Regions from separate parts of the Homo sapiens genome. Here region 2 is linked to region 1. The links are chromatin contacts, found by Hi-C or POLR2A ChIA-PET in ENCODE. All regions are on one chromosome and are shown on one strand. Each heading gives the region's core, a stretch centred on a gene start or an enhancer-like site at or near the end of the contact. The rest is flanking DNA. Distances are from core to core; before and after follow the strand shown. Region 1 has its middle 110 kb from the start of GNL3L. Region 2 holds the start of FGD1 (FYVE, RhoGEF and PH domain containing 1).

The links. Hi-C counts contacts between places; a loop is a spot of excess contacts on that map. ChIA-PET counts read pairs that join two places held with the same protein, here RNA polymerase II (POLR2A). Pooled maps may share reads with other maps.
Region 2: a loop to region 1 is called in a map of endothelial cell of umbilical vein, with 7 times the contacts of the local background. The contact joins the promoter of FGD1 here to the enhancer-like site in region 1. A Hi-C loop is called at or near these places in 2 of 168 maps with a recorded cell type or tissue (ascending aorta and endothelial cell of umbilical vein) and 14 of 50 pooled maps. POLR2A ChIA-PET finds 5 or more read pairs at or near these places in 4 of 52 experiments (H1, WTC11 and activated CD4-positive, alpha-beta T cell).

The regions. Positions count from the first base shown.
Region 1 is chrX:54,635,759-54,642,238 of GRCh38, forward strand. It overlaps a transcript of GNL3L not described here. Among named protein-coding and RNA genes, the nearest start is that of GNL3L, 110 kb to the left of the region's middle. RefSeq lists enhancers at 3,425-3,950, 3,517-3,646, 3,937-4,186. Within about 2 kb of position 4,038, at least 40 of the 41 ENCODE cell types and tissues checked have a DNase peak (open chromatin) inside an H3K27ac peak, as active enhancers do; they include ascending aorta and endothelial cell of umbilical vein, where a contact is called at or near this core.
Region 2 is chrX:54,493,492-54,499,971 of GRCh38, forward strand. FGD1 (FYVE, RhoGEF and PH domain containing 1) reads right to left here and starts at 2,743. Exons shown (of 18, transcript NM_004463.3): 1 at 1,635-2,743. The coding sequence starts at 1,941. RefSeq lists a silencer at 2,806-2,855.

The sequences.
Region 1 (6,480 bases), core at 2,788-5,287:
ACAAACAAAAATTACCTCCCCCACCTCATCCTTGCAGAATCATTTTGTTCTAGGGCATTTTTTTTCAACACCTAACTAGGCTTGCACTAAGCATAGGACTCAGCCAGTGGTGAAACATTAGAGTTTTCACATGTTGTTTTTCTGAGGATGTGTCTTGTGTGGAGCATGCACATGGCTTTCTAAATCTCCCCATATATGTGGCTTCTTTTGAATGTCCGAATTTCTCAAATAAACTCTCCCCAGCTCTTGCTCTCAGTCCTTAGGTGGTCTGTTTTGTTTTGATCATAATCTTTTCCCCTGAGATCTGCATATTGCTCATTTTTTCTTGCATTGATTTTGAGCTTGCCATTTTATAGCCTCAGTTCTGAGTGAAGTGAAACACAGATGAATACTTTATGTCAGTCTTTTAGCCCCAAGGCAGGTTAGAACATACATACACAACAATATGCAAATAAGGTCTGCTCTGTTTCCTCCAGGATCAGGAACAAGTTTCCCGCAGGAGAATGTGGACTTTCCTATTCAAGACCATGACTGCACTGGAGAGGAGGTGGGGCAAGAGCAAGTAAATATGCCATAAAACTTTCTTACCATTTTGAAGTTGCCTTTATCTTTCTTTTTTTCAACTTTTATTTTAGGTTCAGAGAGTACATATGCAAATTTGTTACATGGGTAAGTTGCATGTCACTGAAGTTTGGTGTACAAATGATCCCATCACCCAGGTAGTGAGCATAGTATACAATAGGTAGTTTTTCAACCCTGGCCCCCTCCCCCTCCCACCTCTAGTAGTCCCCAGTGTCTATTGTTCCCATTTTTATGTCCATGTGTACTCAATGTTTAGCTCCCACTTATAAGTGAGATGTGGTATTTGGTTCCCTGTTCCTGTGTTAATTTGCTTAGGATGATGACCTCAAGCTGCATTCATATTGCTGCAAAAGACATGATTTCATTCTTTTTTATGGCTGCACAGTATTCCACAGTATATATGTATCACATTTTCTTTATCCAATCCACTGTTGATGGGCATCTAGGTTGATTCTGTATCTTTGCTATTGTGAATAGCACTGTGATGAACATACACATGCATGTGTCTTTTTAGTAGAATGGTTTATTTTCCTTTGGGTATATGAGACTTCCAGTAATGGGATTGCTCAGTCAAATGGTAGCTCTGTTTTAAGTTCTTTGAGAAATCACACTGCTTTCCACAGTGGCTGAACTAATTTACATTTCCACCATAAGTGTATAAGTGTTCCCTTTTCTCTGCAACCTCACTGGCATCTGTTATTGCCTTTTTCTTTATTCAGCATTTGCTTGGTTGCTATAAACTTTTCATTGTTTTCCAGAGTTTTGAGAAAGTTGGTTCTGTCAGTTTCTGCTTGATTATCAGTTTCTGTAGGGGAACAAGAGCTTGGAGCTGCCTACTTCACCATTTTGCCAATGTACTACTGCCTCCATCATTTTCTACTGCCTTATCTTCCTTCTTTATTTTTTTCATTGTACATATTATGACCCCGAAATTAAATTCCAAATGTATTTCTTGACTTGGTAATTGTCTGTTTCTCTCAGTAGAATGTTGGCTCCAGGAGTACAGGGACTGCATCTGTCTTATTTACCCTTGTGTACCGCTAGAAGTGTCAGGCTGTGTGTGTGTATACACACATATATATTTTGCAGTTTGTATGTATACACACATATACACACATGTGTGCACACATGTGCATGCACACACACACACATATATATCTCACTATCTACTTTTGAATGAATGTTATGCCAGTAGTTCCCAATACTGGTCTGTCATCTTGTGCAAGGGCCTGATATAGTTTTTGCCAATCTGCAGTAAAATGAAGATAAAAAGGACACTGTAGTGTATATTTGATTTAAAGGCCTCTGCTTTATCTTATTTACTTGCTAATTTGTGCAAAACTGCAAAAGATATGTATAAATCAGGGAAATGTAAATACTTGGATATTTTATAATATTAGGAAATTATTCTTAAATTTTTAGATATTCTGTGGTATTATGGTTATTATTATAAAAGAGTTCTTATATTTTAAACACATGAACTCAAATATTTATGGAGAAAATGGCGTCTAGCATTTGCTTCAAAGTAATCTGGGATACGATGTGTGTTGGGGTTTGAGATGTAAGATGCTTGGCCAGGAGGTGATAATTGAGAAGCTGGGTGAGAGGTACTTGGGGGTTCATTTACTCTTCTTTCTACTTTTGCATATGTTAAAAATTTTCATATTAAAGATAAATTAAAAAGTTCGTTCCTTTAATGGGGGATTATGTGTAATTGTCTTTTCTTAAAATGATGGTGATAGAAGGCAGTAGTTTGTTTTTAGTGTCCTTCTTCCGCAATATTTTATCCATCCTTTGCAATTTTTTGAAATATTGTTTGGGCTGTGAAGTCCTAAACTCTTGGGACTGTGAACTTGTGGGACTGGATCTGATCACATGAGGCCACAAACATTTACTGACAAGATCCTGGGTGCCAGACCCTGTTCTGGACTAAAAATATACAGCGAATTAGACACAGTCCACATTCCTGAGAATTGCTGTAGAAAATGAGGTAAGAAATGTAAAATCCTTCACACAGTGCCTGATACAGTGTAAGTGCTCAATAAACATTAAGTATCATCATCACCACCCTCACTACTATCATCATCACCTTCGATATCTTTCCATGTCAGTTTATATATAGCTCATTAAATTAATTAATTAATTAATTGAGATAGTCTGGCTCTGTTGCCCAGGCTGGAGTGCAGTGGCGCAATCTCCGGCCCACTGCAACCTCCGCCTCCCGGGTTCAAGCGTTTCTCCTGCTTCAGCCTTCTGAGTAGCTGGGATTACAGGCGCCTGGCTAATTTTTGTATTTTTAGTAGAGACGGGGTTTCACCATGCTGGTCTCGAACTTCTGACCTCAGGTGATCCACCCACCTCGGCCTCTCAAAGTATTGGCATTACAGCCGTCAGCCACCATGCCCGGCCTATATATAGCCCATTTTAAACTGATAAGTTTATCAACCATCTCCTGCCCCCACTGATACTTTCAATTTTTCGTTATTGCCAACAAATCAGCACGGCTTACACTTGTTCATAAGGCTCCTTGCAGTTTTTTGTCCTCTAGATCTAAGGTTCTTAAAGTGTGGTCTTGAACCAGTTTGCCCCAGCATTACCCTGGAAGTTGTTAGAAACACAAGTTCCTAATCTCTGATAGTAGATGGGCCACAACAATCTGTGTTTTAACAAAGCCCTGTAGGTGATCCGCATACACTTCTCTAGGAGTCTTGGATGTATATATATGGAAATGGGATTGCTGAGCCAATAGGATATATACCTTTAAAATAATGTTTTTTAAAATAAAATAGAGAGGGAGGGTCTCACTGTGTTGCCCATGCTGGTCTCAAACTCATGGACTCAAGTGATCCACCCACCTTGGCCTCCCAAAGTGCTGGGATTACAGGCGTTACATTAAAAAAAATTTAATAGTCAAAGAGCTCTCCAAATCAGGCACGAACTTTTACTTATATATTAAGGTCTTACTTTGAATAGGGTTACTAAGCCTGCTGAAATAACCCCTTTTCTTCCGGTACCCACTTTCATCCGACGTGCCCCGCCCGCCCGACTCGATTGCATCAGCCTCCTGTCAGCCCCGCCCCAGTGTACTTGCACTCGCAAGCGCAGCTGGGTTATCTTGGGACTAGACGCTCACGGGGCGGGGCTTCGATTCTCACTCTTGGAGCGGGGAGGCCAAAAGAGTCGGAAAGGGGCGTTATCTCTTTCGGAAGTGAGTGGGACAATGGCGAGCAAGCGGTCGTGAGCCTTGAGCTTTGCAGCTTTTCTTGGCTCCCATTTCCTCCTAAAGCCACGAGTTTACCAGCGTCTCTTACAAGTAGTGTGTCGCCACTTTAAAAAAAACATCAGGAAAGGAAAAGGGAGAACCCCGGAGCCCGAAGCTACGCCCGCCTGCGGCAGGGGTGCGCCAATTGTCCAGTGGTGAGGGCGCATGCGAACCATTGACAATGACGTAATCTTGCAGCTCACAGCCGGAGTGAGGCTTTCGGGGAGGGAGGAGCTCCGGTGAGAGTAACAGGGTCGGATTTGTCTGGGCCAGGCCCAGGCTGAGACGCCTACTAGGGGATGGAGGGCCCCAGAAGGAGGGAGAGGGAGGAGTCTTGGACTCTCTCGGAGAACGAGGCTGGGGCTGGCCACCGAGAGTGGAAGCCGCTGTCCAGAGGTTAGAGCCACCCAAGAGCTGGTAGTCGAGTGGCCGCCAGGGGGTGACCGTGCCTGCGTACGTCCACAAGTGGGCCCATAAAGACTGGCCCATATATTTTTGAAACTGTTTATTTTTGTATCTGTTTCCTCTTCTGCCCTGACATCCCAGAGAAAGAGTTGTGGGTGATTGACCTTTGAATCACCAGCACCTCGGGGAGGGCCTGGTACAAAGAAGACACATTTTTAAGGCGGTTGATTGACGGAAGGAAAAGACTGAAAAAACGAAAACAACAAGCCAAAAACCCCAAACCCAGAGATACCCATACATGACATAAAGTTAAGGCCTTTTTAAAAAGTAATAATAGAGGAGAAATTTTAAATGTCCATCAGCAGAGCTTGAGGCCATGCAGTTTTTAGGTTGTTGCAGTCAGAGTGTACACACAACCCTGCATCCTTAGTTATGGCATAATAATTTTTCTCTGTTGCTATAGAATCTCCACAGCCGTCATCTCTCAGCAATGGTTGTAGAATGTTCCATTAGACAGCTGTGCCACAATTCACTTAACCCTTCTCTTGTTGGATATTAAAACTACTTTCTAGTGTTTGACCACCAAAATATATCTCTGCAAGGAATAATTTTGTGCTTAGAGCTTTTCCTGTAGGAGTAGGGGTGGGTGGATATCGATTTAGGAGCAGAATTACCAGGAAAATGTCATAAACATGTTTTAGGCTCTTGTCGACCCGCTTTCCTGAAAGGGATCATACCCGTTGACATCAGAAGCCAAGTCCGAAATCAAACCTGGTGGACTCCGGGTCTTGTCTGTCTCCAGGCTGGTTTTAATTTCCGTATCCTGCAGCAATGCAGAAGTTTATTATTAGTTCTGACCTTTGGGGCAAGGCAAACACACACCAAAGGTTCGGGGACAACTTTAGCAACTGCAACAGCTGACATTGTGAGCGGGTGCAGCTCAGGTTTCAAGCTTGAGCAACTGGGTTGGATGAACTTGCCTCACTGAGACAGGGAATCTGAGAAGAGGAACAGGTTTGGGAGGGAGCAGATGAGATCAGTTTTAAATACATTTAGTTCGAGGTGCCTTTGGGACATCTAAAGGGAGGTATCCAGGAGACAGGCATACATACGGATAAACAACAGTTTTTGCCCTTCTCTGAACTCCCAGAGCTCCCTATCTGTGGATTTCTCATGGCTCAGTTTGCCTTTTACCTTTTACTATCCTCAGAGCTCCTTGAGGCCAGGATAAGGGCCTCATTCATTTGTGTATCCTTCCTCCCAGTGCCCAGTACAGTGCTTTATACCTAGAAGGCCATAAAAGTCTGTCCTGTATAATGAAATTTCATTGATTTCTTAATTGGATGATTCCTGCAGTAGGGGTCCTGATCTGGGTGAAAAAGTTTGGGAACCTTAAGAGTTCTGGGAAGGCTTCCTGTAAGAGGTGGCATAATGTTACCGTGAATAATTATGACTATTTGTTGAACACCTGCCATGTTCCAGTCACTCTGCTGCACACATGCATCAGAGATGCCACCACTATCTTTGATGGCCACTGGCCATCTTTACATCCCCTTCTGGGAGCACTGGCTCTACTTACAGCTCCTACCAAATGATCAAGCAAGGACTAACTATGTATTACATCCACCCTTCCTTTAGGATACAGCACCTGATCCAAGGCCAGCCCACAACCTGTGAGTTGTATGGCCCAGCTTTAGAAGATGAGGTGGGCCAATCAGATTGCTCTCTTGGGAATGTGAAATAAGAGATCCAGAGGAGAGTTGCCAGTTAGTTGTGGGGAGCTGAGCTGACAGGTCCAGTAGACCAGGATGCTGGGTAGGTGGGTGCAGCATTATGAATCAGGTCAAGTGCCTGTTAAAATCCTGGGGGAGCAGTTCAAGGTGGTTGGCTGAATGAGGAAGCTGGGGCAGATGTACAGAGAGAAGCAGACATGTAGTGCAGATGAATTACATTAATGGTAAAGCTCCAGAGCAGAGGGTCCATGCCTCATCCAGAAATTTCCTGCAGCTCCAGGCTTAATAAGCTTTATCTGTACTTCACTTCCTGCCCTTGGATTTCTGATTCGTGATCTAGCTTCACTGGGTTTCTGTTCCTTGCATCCAAAAGAGTCTTAACAAAAACAGCCTTTTAAATAGGTTTAATTTAATTTGCACTTCGGCCCTCTGAGGTGAGTGTACTTTTCCTCATTTTACAAGTGAAGAAACTGAGGCTTAGTGAGATTAACTTGACTA
Region 2 (6,480 bases), core at 1,493-3,992, 140 kb before region 1:
CTAAAGTGGTTAGGGACAGTCTCTTGGAAGAGGTGACATTTGACCTGAGACATGCAAGACGAGGAGCAAGCCAGGTGGAGGGCTAGGGGAAGAGCTTCCAGCCAGAAGGAAAAGCCAATGCAAAAGTCCTGGGGTGGGAGTGCTTGTGGCCTGTTTTGGCAGCTGCAAAAAGGCACTGGCTTTACACAGTGTCAAGGGGAGTTTGGAAAGCCAGCAGAAGTAACATGCAGGCCAAGGTGTTAAGGGCCTGTTGCCAGCTGGTTATCTTCAGCCCACACTGAGGGAGCCCCCTGAAATCTCCCAGAGGTTCCATGACTAGCCCAAGGTCATGAAGGCACCAAAAGGCACATCCTACCCATGCTTTATACTTCACTACTGCTACCTGGTGCAAGGCCACGGTCCCAGAGATCTGTGGAGCCTGAGGTGTGAACCCGGGAGCCCCCAAGGGCTTAACAACTCCTTCAGTCCCAGTGGAAGGCAGGGCAGATGTGCGCTGCTCTTCTTCTGTGGCTCCTGGGCTCAGGCCCGTATGAGAATGTCCCCAGATGGGGAAGGTCCTGCTGTGCTCCTCAGACACTCAGGTCTGTGTAGCACAAAGGCAGTGGTCTGTGGCCTCAGCCTGACTTAAAGCTGCTCCACCTTTTCAAATCCAAGAAACCATCCTGATTTCACATCACAACCAACCTCGTGGACCTGCAGCTCTCCAGCTCCTGCTACAACTGGCTTCTGCCTCTGTTGGCTTTTCTGCTGTCTCCCTACCTATCAGCCCCTCCAGCCTTCTCCTCTAGCCTGACTCCCAAGGCCCACCTCTTCCACCTTTCTCTCTCAGCACCTTCTACTCCTTCCTTCCCTTGTTCTCCCGCCACACACACCTGGCAAAATCTCAACCTTGGATCAATCCACCGTCTTTCTTTTTTTTTTTTTTTTTTTTTTTTTCCGCTCATACTCCAGGGCTGCTGAATAGTACAGGAGAAAATCACATAAGCAGAAGGCTTGGCATTACTTTCATGGTCTCCAGCCTCAGTTTGGGGAAGCAGAAAGACCACAGACTTTGGACACAAACAGATCTGGTTTGAATCGTGGCTCCATACTAGCTGTGTGACCTTGGGCAAGTTGCTTAACTTCTCTGAGCTTCAGTTTCCTTCCCTACAAAATGGGACTAATGGTATCTACTTCATGAGGGTTCCTGAAGCTGAAATGAAAATCCATGTAAAGCACCCAGTCCAGTGCCTGGTACAATGTAGGCGCTTGGCAAATGTAAGGCTCCTTTTTTTCTTCTGTTCTCCAAACGAAACCCTGGTTTCCCCAACCAAATATCCAAGGATTGCTGCCTTGCAATCCTCCCTCTTTTTCTCGCGAGTGCTCCCTCTCCCATTAGCCTCAGCAGACAGAGGAGAAGGGGGTTGGAGAGGTTGAGGGGCACAAGGGACAGAGAGAGGAGATGGGGACAGAGGTTGAAAGGACTGGACATAAGGCCAAGGGACGTGGGGAGGAGGAGGGGTTTGAGGGAACCCAAAGGGCCGAGGTAAGCGAGCCTGTTCCGAGGTGGGGCTTAGAGGGCTCGAGAACAAGAACCCGCTCCCAGTACCAGGCCCGTGGCCCGGGCTCCCATGCTCTCTCAGTCGCTCACTCACCAGGCCGAGGCTGCGAGCCCTCCAGGTGGTAAGAGAAGCGCAGGGCCCGGTGGTGCTGTGGACTGGGACCGCAGGGCAAGACCCGGTGGCCTGGAGCAGCGCCCAGGCTGGTGTCCGAGGGTCCGACAAACTGGGGATCCAGTGGGCCGCCAAGAGCCGAACCTGAGCCCCTGCGCGCCAGCAGTCCGGGTTCCGAGGCTCCAGGGTCCGAGTCGGCACAGGCCGGCGGAGCGGCGCCCGGCGGGTTCGTGGCCGGGTGTTCGGGCTCCGAAGGCCCGGCGCCCCCCGGGGCTCGGTGGCCATGCATGGTCCGGGCCTGGGCGCGGGGCCCGAGCTCCCCGCTTGGCTCCAGCTCCTGGGGCGGAGGCGCGGGCGGAGGAGGCCCGGCGCCCGGCGGAGCAGCGGCCTCAGGATCGGGGGGCGGGACTGCGGGCTCAGCCCCACTGCAGAGACTCAAGCCCCCAGCCCGGGCCCGGGCCAGCAGCCGTGGCAGCGGTGGCAGTAGCAGCAGCAGCAGCCGCGGCCACCGCCGCTGCCGTGCCAGGCATCGCCGGCCCCGGCCCCGGCCCCGCGCGGGGAGTGGGCTCGGCGGGGCCGGGGGCCCGCTGGGGAGCGCTGTCTATGCGGCTGCGGTTGGGCGAGGGTTGGAGGGCTACGCTCGGCGGGGACTCTCCGGTGGACGGCGAGCCACTTCCGTGGCCCCGGGGCGAGAAGTCGGTCGGATCCAAGTGCGGGGTCTCTTCTTTCTCCCCGAATGGGAATAGATCTGGGCTCTCCTGGCTGGTTGGGAAGCGTTCTTCCTCCCGCCGCAGCCGAGGCCGGGGGCGGAGGAGAGGGGAGGGGAGAGGAGGGGAGGGAAGAGAGAACGGCGGTGGCCGGGGGCGCGCGTGTGCGCTGCGCTTGGGCTGCGGGGCTCGCCTTCAGCCAGTAGTCCCAGACGATGCTCCAGCCGCGGGGGCAGGAGAACGGCCTGGGCCGGGCTCCACCGTCCTCCCCAGCTTCAGCCTGGGTCTCGGCGGCGGCGGGCGGGAAGGAGCCCTGGGAAGGGGGGTGGGGAGGCGGGAGCCTCGCAGAGGCAGCCGCAGCCACAGCGGCACTGGGACCCAGTTACCGGGGCCCCGCCCCCTCGCCCGGGATTTGCGCCTGACCACGCCCCCTCGCTCGGGGCCGCCTCACTTCTCGCTGCTACCGCTCTCAAGGCCCTCCTGCCCCTTAAAAAATTCCCCCTCAGCCTGCTTTCCCCACAGGCAAGTCTCCGGGCTCAACCCCCTCCCCCCATATCTGCCCTTCCATCCCATCTCAGGTCTTCCCCCCTCTGCTTGCCGTTCACTCTCTTTTCCAAAACCCTTTCTTCATGTTCCTGAGTGTTCCTAGGGCTTGGCTCATAGAGGACCTGTCTCTGATTCTCCTTCACTTTGCTCAGACCAGATATCTTGGTCCCTTACTTAGTCACTTTCTTAAATACCCTCAGTTCCCTGATTTGTCGCATCCGCCTGGCAACATCCCAGTCTTGAATCGGTCCAACTGTCCGCCTTTTCCATGCCTGCGCCCAGGCAGCTAAACATTGCTGGGGAAAACTATTCAACTTCACAGATTTGTGCCACTATAAACCCATGGTTCCCAGCTTCTACCAGGCCCTCAGTTTTGACCCACAACCCTACTAGTCAGCTCTCCCTCTGTTCTCCACAGTGACCATTTCAAACCTTCTCCTTTCCCCTCAAACCCCAAGTGCTCCATCTGCCCTGTAACCCTCAGCAAATAACCTGACCTGCTGCAGAGAGTAAACAGAGCCACCGTAGAGGAAGCTCTTGACTTTTTGCTACGAAGCCTAGGAATTTGTCCTTGCTCCTTCCCAACAGCATCTAAACATAGACCTCTTCCATCTAAAAACAAATAAACAATTACCAAGAATTCTGCCTCTCCAACCACCTCCTTCTCTTCTCTTCTACAAACTTCTCAAAAGAGTTGCCTACACCCAACTGTCTTCATTTTCCCACCTCCCACTTATCTTTCAACCCACTCCAATCTGCCTCCACTACTTGCTTGAAACTGCTCTCTCTCATCAGGGTCTGCCATGAAACATCTCACTAAATCCCATAGAATCTTTTCTTTTTTTTTTTTTTTGAGACAAGAGTCTCACTCTGTCGCCCAGGCTGGAATGCAGCGGCACGATCTCGGCTCACTACAATCTCCGCCTCCTGGGTTCAAGCGATTCTTCTGCCTCAGCCTCCCGAGTAGCTACGCCCAGCTATTTTTTTGTATTTTTAGTAGAGACGGGGTTTCACCATACTGGCCAGGCTTGTCTCGAACTTCTAACCTTGTAATTCGCCGGCCTCTGTCTCCCAAAGTGCTGGGATTACAGGCGTCAGCCACCGCGCCCAGCCCCCATAGAATCTTTTCAGAGGTTATCCTACTTGGTTTCTTGATAGCATTTGGCACTGTTGACCACTCCCTCCTCCTTAAACCACTTCCATGACACTGCACTTTCCTTGTTTTTCTTCTACTTCCTTAGTAATTCTTTTTTTACTTTCCAGGCTCCTCTTTGTCCAACGCTTTATGCTGGTGCTCTTCAGGGCTTTGGCCTGAGCGCTCTTGTCCTCTCTCTACATGTGATTTTTTTTTCTTTCTTTCTTTCTGAGACAGAGTCTTGCTCTGTCGCCTAGGCTGGAGTGCAGTGGCGCGATCTAGGCTCACTGCAACTTCCGCCTACCGGGTTCAAGCTATTCTTCTGCCTCAGCCTCCCAAGTAGCTGGCATTACAGGCATGCACCACCAAGCCCGAATAATTTTTGTATTTTTAGTAGAGACGGGGTTTTGCCATATTGGCCAGGCAGGTCTCCAACTACTGACCTCAAGTGATCCACTTGAGGAAAGAGAAGCCTCGGATTACAGGCCGCTCTTTTCTTTATCTCATTTGCTCCCCTGGCTTCAATGATCATATCTTTGCTGATGACTCCCAAATTGATACCTCAAAACCAGATATTTCTCCTGACCCATGCATTCAACTGGTTATTAGGCAGCTCTACCTGAATATCCCAGAGACACCTAAAACCTCAGCTTCTTCCCAACTCAAGGCATCCTCCTTCCAACCTGTTTGTCCTTCTTTGTGTCTTACCTTAGTGAATGACCCCAGTCAAAGCAGAAACCCGGGTTACACCCTTAATTCTTTTCTCTCCTCCATCACCCATGCAGTCACCAAGTCCCATCATTTTGACCTCCTACCAAATCTATTTATGTAGTCTCTACATTTCTGGGGCCACTACCCTGGTTTAGACCAGAACCATTTCTAACCTGCAATACTGTCACAGCCTCCCTATTTCAGTCTTGTTCTCTGGAATCTATTCTCTACACTATAGGCAGTGTATATCTTTTGAAAACATAAATAAGGCCGGGTGCGGTGGCTCACACCTGTAATACCAGCACTTTGGTAAGCCGAGGTGGGTGGATCACTTCAGGTCAGGAGTTCGAGATCAGCCTGGCCAAAATGGTGAAACCCCATCTCTACCAAAAATACAAAAATTAGCCGGGCATGGGGGCGGATGCCTGTAATCCCAGCTACTTGGGAGGCTGAGGCAGAGAATTGCTTGAACCCGGGAGGCGGAGGTTGCAGTGAGCCAAGATCATGCTGCTTCCAGCCTGGGCGACAGAGCGAGACTCGTCTCAAAAAAAAAAAAAAAAAAAAAAATATATATATATATATATATAATTAAATAAAAGTTAAATCAAATTATATCACTCCCATGTTTAGGACCCTTCAGTGAGTCTCTACTGGCTCAAAATGAAACCCACCTTCCTTAACAGGAAAGGTTAAATGGCCCTTCATGATCTGTGCCCCTGCCAGCCTTTCCGTGCTGAAATTCTTAGACTATTCCTTAGTCTCTCTAGCCTCCAAGTTTTTGCATATGCTGTTCTCGCTGAGTGAAACTTTCTCTGCATCTCCCCAATTCCACTTCATTTGTTCTTCAGATCTCAGCTCATTCAACGAATGTCTTTTGAACACAAACTATGGGCCAGGCACCATGTGATGCACTAGCTATGCAGCAGTGAATAAGACAGACATGAACAAGACAATGGTGAAAAAACTGTCCTCAGAGTTCATTGGCTGGTACTGGAGAGGATGTGAAATAAACACATAATTACAACACATAAACACACATAATTACAAATTGTGATAAGGTTATAAAGGGACAGAACAGGGTGATAGGAAAGAGAATAACGGGTATGTGTGTGTGGGGGGGTGTGATTTAGCCTGAGGGGTCAGGCAAGGGCTGCTATTTAAGCTGAGCCCTGAAGGAGTGGGAGTTGGCAGATGAGTGGACACAAAAGTGCTCCAGGCAAAGGATACAGCAAGTAGGAAGGCCCTGGGGAGAAAGAGAAATGGCCTATTTAGGAGCTATAGAAGGCTAATATGGCTAAAGCATAGTGCTTGGAAGGCAAGAGGGGTGGGATATGAGATTCAAAAGGTAGGCAGGAGCTAGATTATGCAGGGCTTTTTAGGCCATGTTAAGAAGAATGGGTTTTATTCTACAAGCAATGAAAAGGTATTGAAGCAGTGCTTTTAAATGTGGGTCAAACTGGAGAAGGTACTGAAATCAATTTAAGAATAGAAAATATAAGAATGGGCTGGGCATGGTGGCTCACGCCTGTAATCCCAGCACTTTGGGAGGCCGAGGTGGGTGGATCACCTGAGGTCAGGAGTTTGAGGCCAGCCTGACCAATATGGTGAAATCCCGTCTACTAAAAATACAAAAATTAGCCGAGTGTGGTGGAGCGTGCCTGTAATCCCAGCTACTCGAGTGGCTGAGGCAGGAGAATGGCTTGAACCCGGGAGATGGAGGTTGCAGTGA